Regions from separate parts of the Mus musculus genome. Here all the other regions are linked to region 3. The links are chromatin loops, found by intact Hi-C in ENCODE. Cell type or tissue: heart. All regions are shown on one strand. Region 1 overlaps Ank3 (ankyrin 3, epithelial). Region 2 overlaps Ank3 (ankyrin 3, epithelial). Region 3 overlaps Ank3 (ankyrin 3, epithelial).

The links. A loop is a pair of places that touch in the nucleus more often than their neighbours do. Peaks named below come from ENCODE experiments on the same cell type or tissue, not always from the same donor. Only the 100,000 strongest peaks of a DNase experiment are listed, where the experiment ranks them.
Region 1: a loop joins it to region 3, with 2.2 times the contacts of the local background. A loop is called at or near these places in 7 of 42 quality-filtered maps.
Region 2: a loop joins it to region 3, with 2.2 times the contacts of the local background. A loop is called at or near these places in 2 of 42 quality-filtered maps.

The regions. Positions count from the first base shown.
Region 1 is chr10:69,842,747-69,850,746 of GRCm38, reverse strand. Ank3 (ankyrin 3, epithelial) reads right to left here. Exons shown (of 43, transcript NM_146005.3): 8 at 543-641. Among named protein-coding and RNA genes, the nearest start is that of Gm33416, 20 kb to the left of the region's middle. In heart, a CTCF peak has its summit at 4,811 (motif pointing right); no DNase peak of the experiment used is centred here; H3K27ac peaks cover 367 bases.
Region 2 is chr10:69,734,060-69,742,059 of GRCm38, reverse strand. All of the region lies in intron 1 of Ank3 (ankyrin 3, epithelial), which reads right to left. Among named protein-coding and RNA genes, the nearest start is that of Gm33416, 130 kb to the left of the region's middle. In heart, a CTCF peak has its summit at 3,257 (motif pointing left); no DNase peak of the experiment used is centred here.
Region 3 is chr10:69,788,347-69,796,346 of GRCm38, reverse strand. All of the region lies in intron 1 of Ank3 (ankyrin 3, epithelial), which reads right to left. Among named protein-coding and RNA genes, the nearest start is that of Gm33416, 74 kb to the left of the region's middle. In heart, a CTCF peak has its summit at 3,021 (motif pointing right); a DNase peak (open chromatin) is centred at 3,076; H3K4me3 peaks cover 84 bases; H3K27ac peaks cover 1,768 bases.

The DNA of each region.
Region 1 (8,000 bases), 54 kb before region 3:
TTTTTTTTTTTTTTTTTTTGGATGAGGGCTGGGAGCTTCTGCCCACTTTGCCCTCTCATAACTGGGACCCTGTCTGGACTGAACCTGTATAGTCCTTGTGCATGCTGCCACAGTCTCTGTGCATTTATATGTGTGTCCCATTCTGCTAAGTCAGGAAGATGCTGTTTCTTGGATGCGATTTTAATATGACCTGGGGCTTGGTGATGTACTCGTCCTGACTGGGATTTCGGGCTGACACAGTTGACAAGCACCTTGGTCGCTGGCAGGGTATTTTGTTCTTCTAATTTTGAGATGACAAAATCCTAATGGTTGAGTTGCCTACCTAAGTCAAGGGCTAAGGTAAGAGGCACATGCAGGGTATGCTATACTCCATAAACAGCCAGTTAGACACATACCAACAGTATATGAAGTGGGAATTATTTCCCAAGAGACAGCAACAAATCAGAGAGAAATAAAATAGCATTTCCACACAGGATAGGCATCAGGTGAAGGTTTCTACCTCTGGGAGAGCCGCACAGGCCCGGGCTGGGCAGGGCACTTACCCTGGTCTTGGCATCGATCTTCGCACCCCGGTCCAGCAATAGCTTCACCATATTTGCATTTCCTCGCTTCGAGGCAACGTGTAAGGGAGTGATGTCATTCTGAAGGGGAAGCAGAGAAGAAGTCACAGGCTTGACACACACAGTGTAGGGAGGACTCAGTTTCCCATGCCGCTCTGACACTGGCCTTGCTCCACTCCCCTTTCCCCCCTTTCAAGGTATAGATATTACACATCCCAACATCTCTCTAATAACATCCCCTCCCCAAAACAAGACTCAAGAATTCGAAGAGAGGCAGTCTATTTGATGAGGTCCAACTTCATTTTATTGCTGGTGGTGTCTCACTACCCAAATCTTATTTATTTATTGTTTTGCCCTATTATAGTTCATTTGCTTTTATTGAGACAGCGATCACTATGTGGCATTGGCTAGTTTCAAACTCACAAAGATCTGCCTGCTTTAGCTTTCTAGGTGCTGGGATTAAAGACAGACAGCACAGGCCTGATGGCCCAAATCTTACATTCTTTTTAAGATTTATTTTATTTTATGCATATAGGTCTACCTGCATTGCCAGAAGTGAGCATCAGATCCCATTACAGATGGTTGCTGGGACTTGAACTCAGGACCTCTGGAAGAGCAGTCAGTGCTCTTAACCGCTGACTCATCATCTCTCTGAGCTCCAAATCTTATATTCTTTAGTTAATGTGATTTTTGTTTGTTTGTTTGCAGTGCTGAGTACCTCATGGCTAATGAAGAGCTTGCTAAAGACTTAGCTGGAGGAGTGTCCTGGGACTCAGGGCTTTCCCAGGCTCAGCAGGAATCTTGGGTTGTAAATGAGAGACCCTACTCATTGAGGTGGAAGATTCCCAGACCCTTGCCTTGGCCTTTGGTGCTGGTGCCTACACATGTCTAAAAGCATCATTAGCAATCCCATTGCCCCTGCATTGACTGTTGCTTCTAAACCATCAGGGAAGCATAAGTAGACACTGAAAACAATCCCCGCTGTTGGCTTCACATTCCTGGGTGCTGAGATATGAGTTGATGTCTCATTGTTCACAATGATTCAGTGAGATCACATGTTAACCAGGCTCATGGCAATCATACATGCAGTTTCAGAGCCCATGCGATAGCTACGGGGTCCTGAACACTTCCTGCACATGAGGAACCGGACTGATCCCACTTGGCTTAGGTGGGGATGTGGACTCCCAGCCTTGCACTGTGCGAGGCAAGGGTGACTCCAGTCTCTGAACTCTTAGTACCTCAGTCAGTTTCCACGGGGCTTTACAACGTGCTCTGTGGGCCTTACAAACAGAAATGGCCGGCACAACTGGGATTTAATTTCTCCACATCTTTTATATTTTTATTTTCTCTTTTAAAAAATTGATTTTTTGACAATTTCAAGCACACACACACACACATGCACACACACCTACATGCACATGCATACACACATACACATGAACACACATTCACACACATATACACACATGTACACACATGCACACACTTGCACACACACATACATGTACATGCACATGTGCAGACTTACACATGTATTCACATACACACATACAGCACATACACATACATGCACACACATTTACACATACATGCACACACACATGAACACACACACATTTTCGTCACATCCATCATTTCTCCATCCTACTTCCAGTGAACCCTTCACTCTAACAAGGCCCCCTTCTTCCATGCCTTTTTTGGTGATACCTGTGTTCATTTAGGGTTTCTTGCATGAACTAACATGGCTGGAGGGTTATTTAAATGACGAACTTTAAACATATAGTTAAAAAAATTAGAATATCCTATAATAAAAAAGTTCTAAACATAAAGTTTGAGGGAAAACCTATAGCGAATTTCAGATCCTCCTTATCCAGGTTCACTAAATATCAGCCTTGGAGCTGGGCACAGACAGAGCCTGCTTTGCACAGTCAGGGCCCTGAGTTCAAGTCACAGCCCCTCCTCTACACCAATCAACCTTTGGCTTCTACCACACTGTATTCTCTTGCTGCAAGACCCAAGAAGAGAATGAGAATCTAATAAGTAGCTCAATTAAATCAACTTTAATGGAGAACGAGTCTTTTGAGATGGGGGCAGGCTAGGGAGAAAGACAGGGAGATGATATATATGTGGGGAGGGGGGGGAGAGGGAGAGGGGCAGGGGGAGGGGGAGAGGGAGAGAGAGAGAGAGAGAGAGAGAGAGAGAGAGAGAGAGAGAGAGAGAGAGAGAGAGAGAGAGAGATATGCTGGCAATGCTGTTATCAGAAATAAAGCAGTAGAAATAACACCCAGTGTCTAAGCCTCCACCTGTGCTCAAACTCTATGGCCCTTTCTGAGTGTCTGGGTTCATCTTGATGCTTCATTTGCTCCCAGATCCTTCACAAGCCTTTCACTCTGCAAAGCTCACCACTCTCTCTTCCATTTCCTCCATGCTTATTTCTTCACTGAAGAAATCCAATAGTTTACTCTCTAAAAATTTCCACCACATTTATCTGGCTGACTGCATTTTCACGGAGTGCTGTTTGACATGAACTTTGACCCGATATTGTTGGCAAATTGTTAATGCTTGAACTGAAAATTATTTTATTATTTGTCTCCTACCTATCTTTCTATCATCGTCATCTATCTATCTATGTATCATCTGTGTATCTATGCATCTATCTATCTATCTATCTATCTATCTATCTATCTATGTATCACCAATGTATCTATCTATGTATCTATCATCTATCTATGTATCATCTATATATTTATGTATTATGTATGTATCATCTATCTATATATCTATCAATCATCTATCTATGTATCAACTATGTATCTATCTATCTATCATCTATCTATCTATTATCTATATATGTATGTGTCTATCTTTTATCTATATATCTATGTATAATGTATATATCTATATATCTATGTATCTATCTATGTATGTATCTATGTATCTATCTATTTATCAATGTATCAACTATGTATCTATGTTTCTATGTATCTATGTATCATCTCTGTGTCATCTGTCTATATATGTTATCTATCTTTATGTGTACATGTATGTGTGCTTTTGTGTGCTTATGCCACATGTGTAAACAGATGCCCTTGGAGATCAGAAGGATGAATTGGATCCCTGGAGCTGGAGTTACAGTGGTTGTGAACCTCTCAGTGTGGTACCAAGAGCTAAACTTGATCCTTTCATAGATCAGCAAGCATGTGTGCATGTATGTGTGTCTATATGTGTTCCTGGTTCCTGTGTGTGCACATGTGTGTGTGTGTCTACATCTATATGTGCTCCTGATTCCTGTGTGTGCACATGTGTGTGTGTCTGCATCTATATGTGCTCCTGATCCCTGTGTGTGTACATGTATGTCTCTGCATCTGTGTGTATTCCTCCTGATATTTCTATGGCTTTTAAACAAAATTTTCTGTTTGTTTGCTTTGTCCTAATCTGACTTGTTTGTTTTTTGGTTTATCTTATTTTATTCTTCTTCTTCAGATTCCTGTTTTTTTTTTTTAAGGAGAGACAGAAAGAATGCCACCCTGGTCTACAAAGTGAGTTTCAGGACAGCCAGGGCTATACCCTGTCTCAAAAAACCAAAAAAAAAAAAAAAAAAAAAAAAAAAGAAAAGAAAAGAAAAGAAAAGAAAAGAAAAGAAAAAAAAATGTGGATCCAGGTAGTAGGGGAGGTGGGGAGGAACTGGGAGGAGCTGGGGTAAGGAAAACTATAATTAGAATACATTTTATAAAAAAGAATCTATTTTCAAAAAAGGAAAATAAGTGGGTAAAACTGATGCCTGTGTGTGTGTGTGTGCGAGCGTGTGCGTGTGCGTGTGCGTGTGTGTGTGTGTGTGTGTGTGATATCAATAATCCCAGGATATTGTACATGCCAGGCAAGCAATCTATTACTGATCTACATTCCCAGTCCCCAGATAAACATTCGATGCACAGAGTCAGACGGCAGAATCTTGTACTTTGCAGGCCACACACCCCCCGGGAGGTACCTGCTCACCTCTGCCTCACAAGATCCACAAGCAAGAATGGCTATTCTGTGGACAGTCACGTGCTGCTTTAGATCAGCCAGCTTCTGGCCGAAGACTTCAGCTGGGTGGACCGGATTGGGAACCCTGGGTGACAAGCTCAGGGTGGGCTTTACTGGGATTGACAACAGTGGGAGGCTAGCATGCCCTGGGGTGACTTGAGGTTTGATCTGTCTGTCTGAGTCCAACCAGCAGCACTATGTGAGCAAATCTAGTTCTTAGCCAGTAGGGGGAGCACTGAGCTAGGGAACAACCCAGGAAGCAGTTGAACTGAGCTCAGTGAGCCCAGGACTAAGGCCACTGCTTCCCTGCTATTATTGTTCCTTAAGGAAAGGGATTTCCCAGGGTTGAAGCCTTTATTAACCCTTGTCACACAGGCCGATTGATTGGCAGGGTGAAGACCTCCAGTATCTTCTTCCTCTGCTTTCGTCTGTAGTCTGTTCTCTCCCACAAAGCTGAGTTACATAGCCAATGGGGGCATGAAGCCTAACGCCTTGGACTTCCTATAGAGGAAGCCTCTATATTTCTAAAACTCTTAGAAAGTATTATAAAAGGAACTGAGGAGACAGCTCAGGTGGTAAAGTGTTTGCTATGTAAGCTGGGGGCACTGCCACATATGTATAATCCCGGCACTGGGGAGGCAGAGGCAGACAGACCTCTGGGCTTGCTGGCCAGATGGGCTAGCTGTCTTAGGGTTTTACTGCTGTGCACAGACACCATAATCAAGGCAAGTCTTATAATGACAGCATTTAATTGGAGCTGGCTTACAGGTCCAGAGGTTCAGTCCATTATCATCAAGGTGGGAGCATGGCAGCATCCAGGCAGGCATGGTGCAGGCAGAGCTGAGAGTTCTACATCTTCATCTGAAGACTGCTAGTGGAAGACTGACTTCAAGGCAGCTAGGATGAGGGTTTTAAGCCCTCTCCCACAATAACCTCACCTACTCCAACTAAGGCAACACCCACTCCAACAAGACCACACCTCCTAATAGTACAACTCCCTGGGCCAAGCATGTATAAACAAACCATCACACTAGCCTTATTTGCTATTCCTAGGTCTCAGTGAGAGACTCTGCCGCAAACAAATAAGGTGAACAGTTTCTGTGGGATGGCACTTGAGGTTGACCTCTGGCCTTGATATGCACAGTATGCATATACATTGCATGTACACATACATGAACATGCAATGAATGAGCACATGTGCACGTGTGCACATACAAATACAGCTTGCAGATCTAAGGCTCGGTTTTTATCCTTGCAACAATCCAATGGATGGTTCAAAAATAACTCCATCTGCTAAAATGAGACATAGAACTGTTGCCAATTAAGAACGTTTGCTGGTGGCAGGGTTGGAATCACAACTCCACCTGCAGACCCTCTTACACTGGTATTCTAGGATCAGAATACCTCTATCTAAAGACTCTGCTTCTCAAGTGTCAAATGACCTTCATACTGACAGGCACTGGGTCCCTTGTCATCCTTACCTCCCATAAGAGCTAGTTCTGAGAACTGGGAGCAAATCAAGACAGAAAGTGCTCCTGTGGAGGAATTGATGGGTATTTGCATATTGATTCTTCAGGTAAGGAGAAGGTCTCCTGCCTTCCCCTCGAACAGGGCCAGAACTGTGTTTCTATTGTGAAGCTGACAGCAGCACATCGAAAAAGGCGGATGATGTCAAGAGACTGAGAGCTTTGTTTCTCAGAGCCTGTGTTTCCTACTGGGATTGTGTCGGTTGGTACGAGCTTGCTGGGATTCAGGCTGGCATGAAGAGCCTTCAGTTCCACAACTGCAGATAGAAGGGAGGGTTTGGATGCCGTGGTGGAAAGGCCCCCAAATGTATAAGCCTCGAGGCCTGATAAACTCCTTACTAAAGCCTGGGCTAGCACGGAGGACCCGTGCCCCCGATCCAGGCAGAGTCTAGCTCAGAGTGACAAGCAGCGGCAGCCAACAGCATGAGAGAATTCTGCTGGACTGCTGGAGGAGAGAGAGAGAGAGAGAGAGAGAGAGAGAGAGAGAGAGAGAGAGAGAGAGAGGTTGGGAGGGAGGCAGAGAGATAGGTGAGAGGACTGACTGCAAGTGGGGTGTTTTTGAGTCTAGCAAAGTCTCCATCGGAGGAATCTAAAGACTGGGTAATGTGAAATCTCTGTTGGGTCCATCCCTGATGACCAGATGCTGGCTCTCACATACACTCAACCTCTGTGTCATCTCTCCAGCTCAGTGTTCAACATTCTTAGCAGGGAAAACTCAAACGGCTTTAAGACTCTATCTTATCCCGTTCAGAATGACCATCTTTGTTAAATGAATGGCAGGGCATGCTGGCGCGATGTGAGGAAAGAGGAACCCTTATATACTAGCTGGAGCGAGTGTAAGCTTGCCTACCAATTACGGAAATTGGTTTGGAGGTTTCTTAAAAACCGGAAACTAGAACTACCAAATGGTCCTGGTGCACCTGTCGGGATTGAGAACAGAGGACTGAAGTCAACACACTACAAGACACTTGTGTGTCCTGCGGGTATTGCATTCACAAAAGCCTTGTTGTAGAGTCTGCTAGGTGCTCATCAACAGATGCATAGCTACAGAAAATGAAGTGGTTGTATGCAATGACATTTTCCTGTCTGTGTCATATGTGCTTGTTCATCTTTGTGGATTCCAGAGTGTGCGCACATATGTGTGTGTGCATGTCCATGTGTTGTTCCTATCCTTTCTGCCTTGTTCTCCCCACAACCCCCACTGTGTGAGCTCACAGGCTACCTGTGAACTTCTGAGGCCTCTCCTGTTTCTCTCTCCCACCTCCCTGTAGCAGGCCTACAATGGAATTTTACACAGCAGTAAAGAAAAATAAAATCATTACAATTTCACAACAATGAATTTGACCTGCTAACCAAAAGACAGACAGACTCAGAGAGACAAATACCTCATGTTTTCCTGTGCTCAGAGCCAAAGTTTAAAAGTGTGTGCGTGTATGTGGATGTACATGGAGATCACAATACAGGTAGGGGATCCTCAAGGGGTGCAGGAGACCTTAATGGATGCAGAAAATTGAAATGGTTGTGGCACATGAACAATAAAGAAGAAGAAGTGAGAACTGAGAAGAGAGGAAACCAGCCTGAGTGGAGAGGATACATGGGAGGGGGTGGAGGGGAGCAAATGAAAACAGATATACTTTGTATAGAGCTTTAACAAATAATTAAAAGAGACTGGTGGAATTTCAGCCAAGAGAAGGAGTTCTCAAGAGAGCTTAATGAAATGCTTGGTAATATATATAGTATATATAGTATGTTATATAATACTTTATAGCATATTTATTATATATACATTATCTATATGCTGTATGTATTATGTTATATTTTATATATAGTATATATTTTCTATATCATATTATATATACTACATATATTATGATATATTTTATATATA
Region 2 (8,000 bases), 54 kb after region 3:
AAAAAGTGTAGTGGCCATGTATAATCTGAGCTTATGGATCTTCCATTAAAAACATTCTTCCTTTTGATTTATACCTAAGGCACAGATGGCTTTCTGTTTTCCCAAAAGAGAATTCTACCTTCAACATTTCTATTAAGGAAACAGCCCCGAATCTGAAATTCTTCACGACTGATTCTACAACAATGGCCCTTTTTACTTTTACTTTTGGCTTCATGTAAACACAGATTACAAATTCTCTTTATAGAATATGCCTTGGTGATTTAAAAATTATATATGGACAAACGACTAGTGCTTCTTCTTCAGGAAGACATTGAATGGTACAGCAGGAGGCCTGGAGGACCAAGAAGAGTCGGGGCCTGGACTACAAAGGCAAGAAGCTCAGTAAAAGAAAACCCTTGAGAAGAAGTCAACATTACTGGGCACTATTCGCAGCTAAGTAGTAACGGACCTGCCTGGCATGGGAGGCTTCACTTCTAATGCCACCACTACAGACAGACATGTACTTTTATCTGTAGGGGAAGCTATGTACCCAGGAGCACAGGTGCCCATAGAGGCCAGAAGAGGGCAAGAGGTCTCTGGATCCTGATTGGTGAGCAGCCAAGTGGCTAGCCCTGGTCTGGTTTTCAAGAAACACAGATGGGAAAAATGGAGCCTGGGATAGCACGAGGACCTTCTTCCCTCAGCCCCTGGATTGATTTAGTCTCTGGGAGGGACCTGATGGCAAGGACACAGTGAGGAGAAGACAAAAGTTTAAAACACTGAAGGCTCTATCATCAATATCTCTGAACACCTTAAAGCTTTGGCCTCCAAGGCAATGCACAATGTTCTCCTGAGCATGGATTGCAGGTACGCGCTGGACCACTCGAAACACTTGTCTCTCAGCTCCTTTCTGAATCTGACTAAACTTAGGACCTACTCACTGTCTGGAAGCTTCCAAGGGAGTCCCACACTTCAGACAAAAGCATCAATGTGAAGACAGTGTGGGTCTCATTCTGCCTTTTACTTCGTCCCTTTGTCTTCTCTTGTCTCGATCCTAGTCCCCCCTCTTCCCCAAAAGGGCATAGAAGACACAAAAACAGATATTCCAAGGTGTTTTTCAGAATACCTTAAAGTGGATGTTGAGGCAGGAGCCTTTAACGTTTCTCCAAGCCAATAACCAGTAATATTGACGTAAAAAAAAAATCTAAAAAGTTAAAAAAGAAAACATGCTTGTCTATTAACGGGAAGCATGTAAATGAGAATTGAGAGACGGTCAAAAGAATGGTCTAGACCATAGTGTCTGCTGACCTCCCGGTCATCCACTGTCTCACACGTGTCATAGACAAAATGCTGCTCTTCACTGTCATAGCCCAAGTAACACAGGAAAATGCACTGCAAATACACATATATAGTGTATGGATCACTACGACTCTTTGGGACTTAGCTGTTGCATTTCCACACGGGACTCAGTCCATAAATATGTATATGTGCAGCATCAGCATTCTGGATGTTGAGCAGATGACCAGAGCAGGTATCTCCCAGCGAGCCCACACGTCAGGAAGCTGACAGGCAGTTCTCTTAAGAAACCTCTGTCCATTCTTCATTCCCAGTGGTTGGGAAGCATGAGGAGGCCTGTGCTTTGATTCAGCTAGCCACTCTGAACTCTAGGCGATCCCCATGAGCGATCCCACTCTGCTCTAAGTTCTAGCATCACAACTCCTCATTTGGTATAAAGTCTGCCCTTAGTCTTTAATCATAGCATCCCTTGGGGGGGGGGGGAGCTGCTGAGTGTGTTTAAATAAAGCTCCCTGAATCTGGTCATTTGAACAATTTCAGAGAAAGGTAGGTGGGCAAAGACACTTCCCAGTATTTAGCATAAATATTGAATAGGGCCTCAACAGGGTTGAAAAGATTTTATAAAATCTCCCCAGTGAACTTGCTTTCCAGAGCAAGGAAGACAATGTTACAGTGTTGCAATGTTACAGTGTTGCAATGTTACAGTGTTACAATGCTACAGTGTTACAATGTTACAGCATTACAGTGTTACAATGTTACCCTCTCCTCACCCTCCAAAGCCTCCATGCCTCATTTCCATCTGCCTCCCACTCATCATGGTTTCCCATGGGATGAGATGAGTTCTACTTCATCTTCAGACCACTCAGCAACTTCTAGAACCAGCTTCAGGCACTCTGCTCTTTCTGCGATGGAAGGCATGCCCCTGTTGACACTGAGGATAACCCTTCTATGAGAGCATCAGTTGCTTACACCATGCAGGCTTCTCCTGCCTCAAGAACTCATTGTCTACCATTATCCTGTCTCTCCTTTGAGGCCCCAGCCTCTTGTTCACTGTTGTGCCTGTGGTTTCAAAGCCATGTGGTGATCGCATACTTGTGTCAACAGGATTGGTCATAGGAGTCAGGCTGGTGACTGGAGTTCTTCAGACTAGTCTCCCCCCCCCCCCACCTCCCCGCCGCCGCCCCAGCACCATCAGTTTGTCAAGTTTGATGGAGACCTGATGACATCAGAAGCCTCAGGAACTGGAGAGTAGGGAAAGCCTCAAATGGAAAGAAAGGTCACAATGGTTCCTGTGTGACAAGTTTAACTGTAGATATATACTAATCCACATCATGGAATGCATTCTTTCTTCTTTTTTTCTAAGAGGGAGAGGGCAAGAAAATAAGAAAGATGGACAGAAAGAGAGAGGGAGAGAGAAGACAGAAAGAGACACAGAGACAGAGAGAGAATGTGTGTGTGTACATGTGTGCTTATGTGGAGACCCAAGGATTCTGTCAGGAATCTTTCTCAATTGCTCTTCCATCTTGTTCAATGAGGCAGGATGTCTCAATCAAATCCAGATGTCACCAATATGGCTAGTGTTTCTAGCCAGTTCCAGGGATCCTGTCTCCTTGTCCCAGGCTGGAACTGTAGACTAGCTACCCCTCCCACCCAGCATTTATATGGGTACCAGAAATCCTAACTCTGGTCATTTTGCCTGTGCTAAGCAATCTTCCCAGCCTGTGACCCAAATTCTTCACCTCTGCCTTTCATTTTATTAGTGTGATTTATGCTTTGTTGACACTGGGGTTAACAGAGACTCTAGTACTTCTTTCTAAAACTCTGACCCGCCATCTGGAATTCTTTCCAGGCTTCTTAACAATGACAAGGAAAGAAGAAAAAAGAAAAAGTTAAACTAGCTATTTCTGGAAAAGTCTAAGATTCCCGAGTTTTCCAGCTGACAGAGGGCTTTGACATTACATTTTCAAGTCTCCTTGCGCCACCTTCTGTGTGCATGGCTGCGTGGGAGGGGAGATAGAACTGCTGGATTCGTGTTCTGATTGAGATCTTAAGGGAATAGGTGTTGGTCCAACTTCACTGCAACTATTGCTTTATTCTAGAGAGACTGACTGACAAGAGCATCCTGCTAAGACAGCAAGAAATTTAACAAAGACCAGACCGTGACATTTGTTTCATTTTGTTTCAATTTCCTCGACTCCTTTTTTGGTGGCAGGAGATCCAAGGAACCAGGCATCAGAACCGCCTCTCGAAGGAAAATCACTTTCATCTTTCAATTTACTATTGTGGAGCTTTATCTAAAAAAGAGAAACTCAATTACGTTTTGGGATTTCTGTGTATGATATAGCCATAAAAGAAAAATCAGGGAAAGAAAAAAGAAAGAAAAGGCTGAGATCTATGGAAAATGATCAGTGGTTCTTTCTACGCAAGGTCAGTGAAAATGAAAATCACCCTAGGTAAACTAGTATGAACCGGAGCCCAGACACAGCTAACTTTTGAACACATATTTTTAAATCTTTATTTAAGCCTGGAAACTCCTTTATCTGGAGGTTTTCTATCAACGTGATGAATGATACAGGCATATTCGGCAGGCAAGGCTGGTTCAGTGGTTTCCAATATTCATTCCAGGGTCCCATTTACTTGGTTGGCTGTACAGGAGGCTATGGGGTATTCTGGGGAACTGGGCTCTGACCTTATGTTTTCTAATATATTTTTTATATGAGTCCACTGGAACTTCACTACTAGCTATCATATTACCCACACAACAACAACAATACCCCCCCCCATAAAAATAGAGCAATACCCTGCATCAGTAACTGTCTCTCTGGGATGCACTTATACCCAAGTCTTTCAGACTTGTTCTTTGAAATCTGAAATTCAAAGAGAATTTTTTTTTAAATCAGTTATTCCAGGTTTCTGTACTAAATGCTTCATTCACTTCATTCAGGGACTGAACTTGTGAATTCAATTTTTGGTTCCACTCAGGACTTTCCAGAAAATACTCTTTGCTTAGCCTTTGAGGTTGAAAGGTTTTCCTAAACACACCAATCAGCTTGCACAGCTCCCAGCCCCCTCTACTCACTAAGATAAGACGATAAGATGATAAGTGATAAGAGTCCGTACTCTTCACTGTCATTCACTGGAGGTTTGGGCGAGCAGGGAAGATGCTCCGGAGTCCAAGTCTGAGGACTATGAGTTATAATATGATCCCCATTAGTGTTCACCTGGTTTCTCATTCCCCTGACCACAAAGCAAGGAGGAAATGGTGGATTATTCAGGTTCTAATAGCTGAAGTTTCATAAGGGCTTCCCCACTATGTTCTTCCATGAGCCCAAAGCATATGTGTGTACAATGACTTTGATGAAAATGGTTTTTTTCTTCTGAGTATAAAAGAAAGATACACACATTGGTTAAAATATCAAACAATGTGGGAAAATGAGAAGAATTGAGAGATAGCTACGGTCTGACATTTTGGTAAGCGTTTCTGTGCACATATATAACCTCACTTTTGGCAACTGATCCAGACAGGGTCTGCCTGATACACCTGGTGACATTTCTGTACTGTTATGATGTCTGGTGTGATCATGCATGTGTGTGTGTGTGTGTGTGTTTGTGTGTGTGTGTGTGTGTGTGTGTGTGTTTCATCTCCTACTTTACCCAACTCCTAAGGAACCATAGAATTTTAAAAATTGGATATTAAAGCTTTTTATATACCTCTTTGCATATGCACTGAAACATCTTTTTAGGCTAAAGTCCCAAAAGTGTAAACTGCATTTCAAATTGAGTGTTCAGTCATGCATAACCAAGAAAAGCTCTTTTGAAGGAATGTCTTGCTCACTTTAAGAACTGTATATATTAAGGTGGGTGGTAGTGGCTCATGCCTTTAATCCCAGTGCTTGGGTGGCAAAGGTAGGTGGATCTCTGAGTTCAAGGCCAGCCTGGTCTACAAGACAGCCAGGGGCTATGCAGAGAAGGCTTGTCTTGAAAAGAACCAAATAAATAAATAAATAAATAAATAAATAAATAAATAAACAAATGAATGTACGTGTTGTTATACTGAGCTAAGAGCTGTATCCAAAATGACCAAATGACTATTTAAAAGTTACACATACAAAGTTTAGGAAGACAGACAGCCTACCACCCCACACTCGTGTCTTCCTGGCACACGTGAGATGTAGGGATTTGGCACAAGGCTCCCCAGTGTGCTTTAATGAATCCAAGTGGTCAGGACTGTGGTTTCACGTTTCACCAGGGGAATGCCCCTGGACAGGAACGGGGTGCCAGGTGGACAGGAGAGTGCCTTACTCAGCACTCCTCACTGTCCTCCAGCAGCTGCCTTCCGGCACGCTTCACAAGAGGCACACCCTCGTGCCCATTCATTCTTTCAGCAAGACCCACTGACCTCTGCCCCATGGGGATGGAGGCACCTGTCCAGTTGACTGTGACTTCAGGATCACTATGGACATGGTGTGAGCACTTGGGAAAGCTTTGCAGGAGGGATACCAGACAGGTGGTGGGAAGGCAGACTGGAAAGGGGCCATCATGGATCTAACCTCTAATTATACACAGGATATTCCCAACTCCCTCCTTCTTTTGCTATCTGGAAAAAATGATGCCTTACTGTTAAATTTTTCCAGTGGTCGGTCAGGATGAGTTATCCGATACACTTCTGGCCAGTGACCTAGAAACACAGATTGGCTATTATCTTCTGGGAAGCCACCCTACCTTTACATAAAGGAAATGAAGTAGTGAACCCTGGGTTTTACTTCTGTCCCAAACAGACTGAGATATGGAACTAGACACAAGGGGATGAAGCCAACATCATGGAAGTCCCTCCCCTTGCTCAGCAGTGGTCCACCCTCACTGCCTGGATGCTGAGACGGTGTGCCTTTGTTTACCCAGCTGTCAGCCCAATAAAGTACCTGGAGTGAAGCTAAAGACATTCCCCACTAAAGCATCATCTCTCTGACCAAGATGGGGTCTGAAGAGAGGGAAGAGGATTCGACTGGAGTGAGAGAAGAGAAAGATAGGAAGGACTTGTTCCAGGGTTCCAAATGCCTGCTTAAACATCTGTCCTTATACTCTTACCATGTGGCAAGGCCAAGTGTACGAAGAGGTGTTTATTCTTGGTATGGAAGCTTAAAGGGCCTAAGAGTAGATCTGCTGTAGAAACAAATATGTTGACCCTGACCAGTAATGGACAGAAGAGAGATCGTCATTCTCTTAAGATGTAACTACTTCAAAAGAGCCCAAGCCCAAACAACAGCAAACGTGACACAATTGTATGATTAAAGAGTGAGTATAGGAATAGACATATAAGATGATGATTAAACAGGCAGAAAGGCCAGGCAGAGGGAATTGAAAATAGTAGACCCATTTTTAAGGCTGCTTCAAATCTACTAGAGTTGAAAGAAAAAAGCTTCTTTTTCTTCCTTCCTTCCTTCCTTCCTTCCTCCCTTCCTTTCTTTCTTTCTTTCTTTCTTTCTTTCTTTCTTTCTTTCTTTCTTTCTTTCTTTCTTTCTTTCTTTCTTTCCCTTCCTTCCTTCCTTCCTTCCTTTTCCTTCCTTCCTTCCTTCCTTCCTTCCTTCCTTCCTTCCTTTCTTCCTTTCTTTCTTTCTCTTCCTTCCTTTTCCTTCCTTCTTTCCTCCCTCCCTTTCTTTCTTTCTTTCTTTCTTTCTTTCAGAGAGAGAGAGAGAGAGAGAGAGAGAGAATAGGTGTGTCCAGCCTTCGTCCGTAGGGTCATTTGCACTGTAGAGCAGCCACGACTGAGGCACAATACAATACAGTTAACTTCCTGGGACATTAGCATAGCTGGAAAAAAACAGCTCAGTGGGCAAAAGCTCTTGTTATACGAGTGTGAGGCTCTGAGTTTGAATCCAGTGAACTCACAGCAAAGCTCGATTCGGTGGTGTGAGCCTCTCTAACGCTGGCTCTCCTGTGGCCAGAGGCCAGGCTGAGACAGGAGACCATCCCTGAAAGTGTGTGAGCAAGCCAGCCTGGAATTGTCCTGTCTTTGGCAAGCTTGAAGGTAAGGAGTAATAGCCAAAGTTGTCTCCTGACCTCTATAAGCATCATATGTTATCCCTTTACCCACACTTACACACACTCACATGTATGCACATTGCATGTGTGCACACCAGAGCAAGCCAGACTACTACCTCTCTCTCTCTCTCTCTCTCTCTCTCTCTCTCTCTCTCTCTCTCTCTCTCTCTCTCTCATTATTTGCATGGTTCATAGAAAAATTTCATAGATAACATTGTTGTGTTGCAATATCAAAGGCTGGGCACACCTGACAATCTTCATCTATCTAGGCCCAATGGCCCTATTACTGGCTTATTATTTCAGGCTGTCAAAGTGATGTGAAAGCCATAAAGCAGGAATCTCATGAGAGCTAGTGAAAACTAATGTATTCAGCTTGCTGGAAAAAGAAAACAAGGGGCTAGAGAGATGGCTCAGGAGTTAGGAGTCCTCACAGCTCTTACAGAATAGTGCGGTTCTGTTCCCAGCTTCCACATGGTGGCTCACAGTGGCTTGTAACTCCAGATCCAGGGGGATCTGATGCCCTCTTTTGACCTCTGTGGGAGCTGCATGCATGTGGTTCACATACTAGCAAGCGGGCGCACACATGCAGCAATCAAAATTAATAAAAGTAAAAAAATAAAACAAGGATTCTAAAAATCCACTTAGCCACTGTGCAAACTACTCTTCCATGGTAACAAGAGAAGGAG
Region 3 (8,000 bases):
AGGGGGGGGTGGGGAGGAGCTCTGAAGCACACAAGGCACAGGTATGGGTCTTTGTTTTTGTTTTTGCGAAGATGGTGTTTTGAAGAGACTGCCCATGCTACATTCTGATAAACCCCAACTGTCCTCTGTCTATGATGATGGTTTACCTCCGAGGGAAGAGCCAGTGTCTTAGCCCCAAGGGGCTTCGTGCCTCGCTCAGTATGCTGACCCCTGAGCTTTTAACTGGAGCCAGATTAGAAATAAAAATATAGACACCGTTTTAATTTTTTACCATTGGGTAAGTTGGTGGGAATTGGGGTCGGTGGGTAAAGGGTGAGTTATTTTCCAAGGTTTTCCAACATAAAATTGACACTGGCTACAGAACAGGATGCAAATTGATCTTAATGCTTCTGAGGCATCAAGGAGCCAAGTTTCAGCCTAAGCAGGAAGGCTCCGTTCTGTAATCACAGCTCTTGGGAGACTGAGGTCGGAGGAACACCCCAGGTCAAGGTCAGGTCAAGGTCAGGACTACATAGTAAGACCATGTCTCAAAACCAACAAATACCATCACCACCACCCTCCCACACACACCTGGTTTGCTTTCTTATCAAAGGATAGAATACATGAAAGGAAGAGTTGTGACTTCTTAACCCTACAAGGTCAATGCAAGAGCATTTTGCTTTGATTTATGCTAGTGGAATTTCAAACCATTTTGACTTAGAACTTCAGTTGTCCTTATAATATGGAGGCTATAAGATGCTGCAGAGGCTTTGGGAACCATCGTCTTTATGCTACCAGGACACTGAAGTAACATTTAGGAATTGATACAATGATGTGATCAGATGACCTGATACCTCCAGGATGCAGACACCACTCCTATGACTAATGGTGAGTTGTGACTGTTCCAATTTATCAAAGACTGTAACAACGTTAATTAAGTTCTGCTGTGGCTAGGATAGTGTGAAAATAGGTGTGGTTACTCATTTAAAGTATTTATGAACCTTAACCTTAACAGGAAGCACTCACGTTATTCTATTCTAGGGTATCTTTGTACAGGACAAGCTTGTCTGTACTTGTATAAAGGCAAAGCCATACAAAAGGATACACTAATCTTAAATCTTACACTAAATCTTTGATCATTCTAATATGTAACCAATTGTATCAATAGCCTAAAAAGTAACCACAGGCATAGAAATTATTTTTAAGAACTATAATTGGCAGATATATTTATTACCAGTCTGAAACTTCTGCTGCACTTGGGCATGGTTTAGCTCTGGGAACAAAGAGACACAAGAGAAGTGCTAACTCACACAGTGGAAGAAACGACTTCCACAGTCTTGTCAGAGCTCGGGAGCCTTGGGCTGTGAACAGTGCTGGTTTCTTACTTTCCTGTTGCTGTGATAAGATACCCAGATAAAAGCAACGTTAAGGGACAAAGGGTTCACTTTGGCTTACAGTTTAAAGGTTCAGTCCATTAATGGTGGGCATCTTGGTTAACTCTGTCTACTTAATACAACCCAGAATTACCTAAGAAGGGAATCTCAATTAGAGAACTGCCTAGCTCAGATTGGGCTACGGGTTAGATTGGTCTTTGGGGGACTGTCTTGATTGTTGAGGTTGGAGGGTCCACTGTGGGTGGTAAAAGCCCTAGGCAAGTGGTGCTGAACCATATAAGAAAGCTAGATGAGAATAAAACAGCCTGTGGGTCAGCAGGCAGCATCCTTCAGGGATGCTGTACTTTCCTCCATCAGAGGTAAGATGTGTGAATAGCAAACAGGGCTGCCACCATGTTCCTGCCTTGACTTCCCTCAATGGTGGTCAGAAACCTGGAATGTCAAGGTGGAATAAATCCTTTTCTCTCTTAAGTTTTTGTTTGCTTGTTCGTTAGTTTTGTTTTGGGATGAAACTAGAACCCTGGGGACATGGCAATGAACTAGAGACATCTAGCCACACTGTATCCACTATCAGAAGACAGAAGGAGATGGGTTTTAGTGCCTACCCAGCTCACTCTCTGTTTTATTCAGCCCAGGACTACAGCCTATGTGATGGTGCCTCCCATAGTTAAGGTGGCTCTTCCCATCTTAATTAACCTGTTCTAGATAGCTCCTTTATAGCCACTCCCAGAGGCGTGTCTCCTGGCTGATCCCAGATTCCTCCAGTTGACAGTCAATGTTAATGATTGCAGGCAGAGAATTTCCTTATCTGAACACATAAATTCAAGGAAACTCAGTCCTTTTGGTGACCACATTTCTTTCAGGGACTTTTCTTTTTCCAAAGGGGAACGCAATGTGGACTGGAAGAAGACAGCAGGTAACATTGATAATAGTCTATATTTGAGGTATCATATACAGTCTATATATGAAAGGGGTCCCCAGTATTAATGCGAGACCCAAATCCTTTCCTGTCTGTTGGGAAGAATGGTAGACTCATGGGACCGTAACCTTTCTCATGGCCAGTCATTCCCTGCTTAGTTCTGGTCACGGTTATCATCTGGTTCCTTTGCTTCTGGTTTCCCTCACATGATCATGTCCTGTTTGCCTGTGACTTAGAGGAAGCCTGCAAAGTATTGGATACCAAGGAATGTGGCTGTCTGGAGCAACCATCCCCCAAGGAACATTAGGTGTATATCATGAAGTCTTTATTTACAATGTGGTTAGGATACTAGGTCCTTATGTATCTGCCTTGACTCACTGCAATATTGTTTATTAAATAGTGAGTGTATTAAATATTAAATATTAGTGAGTATATTAAATATTGTTTATTAAATAGTGAGCGTAGAGCTTAAAACCAGTAGATTTGATACAATAGCGATTCAGTATCAGCCAGTAGCTTGTTGTTACAGAACAAAAATGTACGATCCTATTTTTTTTAAAGCACATTTTATTTCTTGAGGTAAGAAAAGGTCACCGTGCCTTGTCTTTTGTATGGTCAGAAAACTGAAGGAAAGAAAATTCGTTCAGAATGTCACTTGGGCTCCGTGGGGTTATGATTTGAGTATGAAATGTCCCCTGCGGGCGCCTATGCTTGAACACTTAGTCTCCAGCAGGTGGCACTGTGTTGTAAGGTCATGGAAGCTTTAGGGGGTGGAGTCACGTTGAAGGACGTGGGTCTCTCACTGGAGGACTGGCCTCACTTCTCCAGGCTGCCTCAGGACTGCAGAGGCACTGTCTGCAGCAAACCTCAGACCTAAGCTGCCTGCCTTTCCCACTAAGTTGCTTCTTGTCAAGTATTTAATCACAACAGCAGGGAAGTACCTGGCCAACGCGGATTTAATGCTTTTCTCTATCCTTCATGTTACAAGAAGACAATACTACATCACTACACTACAGTGTAAATTAGAACGACTTAGCTGAACTTTCCCGCCTGCACCCCTCCCATTTTCCTCCTCTCCCTGCACCCCCCATTTGGGCCCCTAATTTGGATGTGCTTTCCAAATTCCACTGATCCAACCTCCCTTTCCACAAAGGACAATCCATGTCACTTCATGTGGCTTAGAGAACACAAGTCCCTTATCTAAGTCTAAACAGGATTTACTCCTCACGCGGCAGTATGACAATGGTGGCAGACAGGTCTGTCTTTTAAAGAGAAAACGAAGTAGGAGAGTATCATGCAATCAAAACTTGGAGGTCTTTGTTAACAAGGCAAATATGACTTTATTCCATGGGATTAGCTAAACAAGAACAGCGGCTTTGAAAATACCCCTCTATGCTACTGGATGCTGCAGACACTCAGAATCTGCGCGGAAGCAACTTCCGGTGTTCCGTGTGGGGGATTACATAAATGCGTCGGCTGCTTGGGACTTTTCCATTTATTTAGCATAGTGTGAATCAAAACCAGGTTGAAAAGCTCAAGCCTCGGGATTCTTATTAAGTGGGAGCTCTTGACATGTGTCCTAAAATATTTAATCCAGGGACCAATTTAAACTTAGCAACTCAAAACAGCAACAGTGATAGGCTAAAACTGGGCTAGGTAGACAGAGGTAAAAAAAAAATTTACTTGAGTAGATGAACATTTTCTTGAGTTCTTTTTGACTTTGTTTCTGAGTGTGGTCAGGCTTAATATTGTGAACGAAAATACTGACTTGCACGCTTCCCAAATAACACTCTTTGTGGTAAGATCAGCCAGGAAATGACAGTTTGCTGGACTAGGATTCCTAGTTAGATAATTAAAGGCCTGGAGACCAAAGGCTGGGCGGAATTGAAGGGTGAGCCACACGGCACCAGAGGGAGGGAGGGGGAAATTAGCCGGTGAGATGAAGGCTTGAACTGATCATGCTAAACTCTGCACAACAGATGGTGCAGCTGGAGCTGTTGGTAAACGAAACCATTCCCCTTCCACGAGTCTACTGAGAGGAGACTCAATATGCCACAGTTCTTCCCAACCAATTTTTAATAATTCCATGGGTTGAAAAGGATAATTCAACACACACATCCAATGTCGGATGGTCAAATCAGGACGTCTATCCAACTTTTCATTTCCATGTCAAACCATGGTTACTAAGAAGGTTTTAGAAGTTTGTGCTAAAGACACAGTGAGGAAAGTGTGGTTCTGCTGCTGTCCCGGTGGTGGTGGGGATTGAACTCAGGACCCCTCCCAGCTAAGGAAAGCACTTGGCTCCTAGGTTACATCCACAGCCGTCAGTAAGTTCTCACTATATGATAATGTACTGATCAAGAACTATGATCACTGGATACAATGGATTCCAAGAAGAGGTAAGTGAAATGAGACAAGAGTCTGACAGAAACACAAAATGATTTGGGTATCTTAATTCATTCATCCTTCCCTTGGTTAAAATTTGCAAAGGAAACATTACCAGTTTTCCACTGAATACAGTAAAAAAAAAATTTTTTTTAAATGAGCAAATATGTATGGGATGATCAACAACTTTTTTAAGTCCAAGAAAAACATAACAAAGATAGCTTGCTCTGTGTGAGTGTGTGTGTGTGTGTTTGTTTTTTGGCTATACATTTAAGAGAAGACTTCAGCCTAGCCTCAAGGTGGTTTATCTTGGTTGTTGGAAAGGTTATTGAAAACTGCAGGTCTGAACGGTTACAAGGCAGTAGGTGTCTTTTGGGTTACTGTGGTTTTAACAATTGGATACGCTACAAAACGTACTGGGAGTGAAGACTAACATTCAGGAGCTGTACCCATGTGCAGACGAAAGAGCTGGTTCAGAGGTATCTATCGTGGACGGACAGCAAGTGCTAGGCTAATCCATCTTTGCTGGCTTAACCATTTCTGATTTTAGGCTCTGTACCCTTGATGCCTCTCTTCAAACCTGGCTCCTCAACTCACAAGTGACGTGATCTTACATGAGTGGGAATTCAAACCATAACAAACCCTCACTGTAAAAGTAAAAACAGCTGTAAGATTTAGCTCCCAGGACTGCTAATCTAAAGGGCCCGAACAAATGAAACAGCACAAAAGGACTCCCTGATTACCATGGCCATCCACTGTTACTTTAAAGTCGTCTCTTACAGCCTGCTTGCTAAGTTGTTTGGTTGGGACCATTAAAGTAAGTGGATATCACTGTCCACCCAGGGACCAAATCCATGAGCCTGACCTAATTTGCATAATGCTTCTTAGCAACTGAGCATAAAACCAGCCAAAGGCTGACCAGGCAATGTATCTACAGGCACGTCCCTTGAGGTTAGTTGTCTCAGGGGGCCCTGTCCATTCTCAACTATCATTTATAGTGCCCAGGAAAAAATAAAACCGGAAAAAATTAAATTAATTTATTTTCAAATAAGAAAAGCAACTTTATTACATGGAACCATCAGATGCATGTTATGGGAAAATATCAATTATATTTTTTCCTGAAATAAAGAAGGCAAAGACTGCTCTTACTTTTAGGGTATGCAAATGTCTTAAGGTCTGGCAGGAGAAGACAGTTGGATGCTTATATTCTATATGTATTGATGTGGCTGAAGTATGAGAGGGATACTGACCTCAAGCTGTTAATTCAAGTAGAAGGTGAGAGCCTTCCTCTTGAAAGGTCTTGGGGTCATCTGTGGGTTCTGAAACCACATTTTGAAAGTGGTGGGTTGGGCTGGAGAGATGGCTCAGCGGTTAAGAGCACTGACAGCTCTTCCAAAGGTCCTGAGTTCAATTCCCAGCAACCACATGGTAGCTCACAACCATATGTAATGGAATCCGATGCACTCTTCTGGTGTGTGTCTGAAGACAGCTACAGTGTACTCATATAAATATAAATAAATAAATATTTTAAAAAAAGAAAGAAAGAAAAGGAAAGTGGTGGGTCTACAGCACTTTCTCTATGACAGGCATTGTGATATCAGGTAGAACACCTACCTCATAAGAAAGCAGCCACCACAGCAAAGTGGGGAATTGAAGCTTCAACAGAGTCACTGTCTGTCCTAGTCAGGGTTTCTATTCCTGCACAAAACATCATGACCAAGAAGCAAGTTGGGGAGGAAAGGGTTTATTCAGCTTACACTTCAGGACTGGAACTCAAGCAGGTCAGGAAGCAGGAGCTGATGCAGAGGCCATGGAGGGATGCTGCTTACTGCCTTGCTTTCCCCTGCCTTGCTCAGTTTGATTTCTTATAGTACCCAAGACTACCAGCCCAGGGATGGCACTACCCTCAATGGGCCCTCCCCTCTTGATCACTAATTAAGAAAATGCCCCACAGCTGGAACTCATGGAGGCATTTCTTTAACTGAAGCTCCTTCCTCTGTGATAACTCCACCCTGTGTCAAGTTGACACACAAAACCAGCCAGTACACCGTCATTACACAGTGTAGAGTGCTACCATCTTAGTTCTTGCTCAAGCAGTGTTTGTCTGTCTCCTTGACAGTCCATCTCTTCTCCAAAACATAAGCTCTACACACTTCCCCAGGAAAGAACACTGTCTTCAGAATGTCCCTTCCAAAGTTCCTGGAAAGAATATGGGGATAGCTACAATCCTCCCTTCGTGGGAGCTGCCTCCGCAGAGAAACACATGAATGTTCTTCATGATCGATACCATACCATTGCTGCGGAAACACCATTGTGGTCACTAATCCTGCAGTTGGAAACTTCCAGACTGGAACTAACAGGTTGGCTTTGGTCACTGAGGTGGACCCTTATCTGGTAGATTTTCCTCTTTAAATCATTTACAAATATTTAGAAGTCTAGTCTCTTGTATGAGAGAGCATGAACACTTCAAAGATGAAGCCGTGTGAAAATCCCCACAAACACAGCCTGAGAACATAATATAACTCTGCTGTGGAGATCAAAAGGTGACCAAGATGTGTTTAACAATGATTTATCTTAATCTAGCCAAGTGGTCTCAAAACATGACAGGTGTATAGAAACACGTGAATTGAATTGGTAAGATACTAGAATAATGAGTACAAGGTGCAAAACATTCTAAAATTCTGAACTGAATTTGAAAGCATATCCCGATTTTGCAAAGTGGCTTTAACGCTACTGATTGGCACTTGTCAAAAGTCACATATCCCTTGGCTAAAGGAGAAACGAAACAAGCAAACAAGAAAACAAAAAATCACCACAGTACCAACAACCCAAAATTATTTTCCCAAAATGAATGCTACCACAAGTGTAAACAGACCCCTAAAGGGATTTATTCGCTACAAATTTGTATGTTTCCTTGCTTGCTGTAGATATTTGCTTGATAAACATTGAAATTGATGTTACATAATCTCCTGACATCTGTTTATCCACACTCTAATGGGGTGGCACACTTTAATGTTGATTTCCAGCTCTTGCTAGTATGAAGAAAATATAAATACAAATATTTTGCATTAGAATAAAAAGATTGCAAGTGTATCTTTTGCCTTATGACCAAACATCTTTTTTAAAAAAGCATAGAGAAGGTTAAAAACCAAGTTGTTTTCAGTTTCTTTTGGTTTATAAATATTAGTTTAATTTCATTTTTATTAAGCAAATTAAGCATTTTGAAGCAAATCTATAGCACTATCATACCATCATCAAAATAAACTTATTTTATGATAAATAAATGTTTGGGTCACTATGTCACTAAATACTTTCATCTCAAA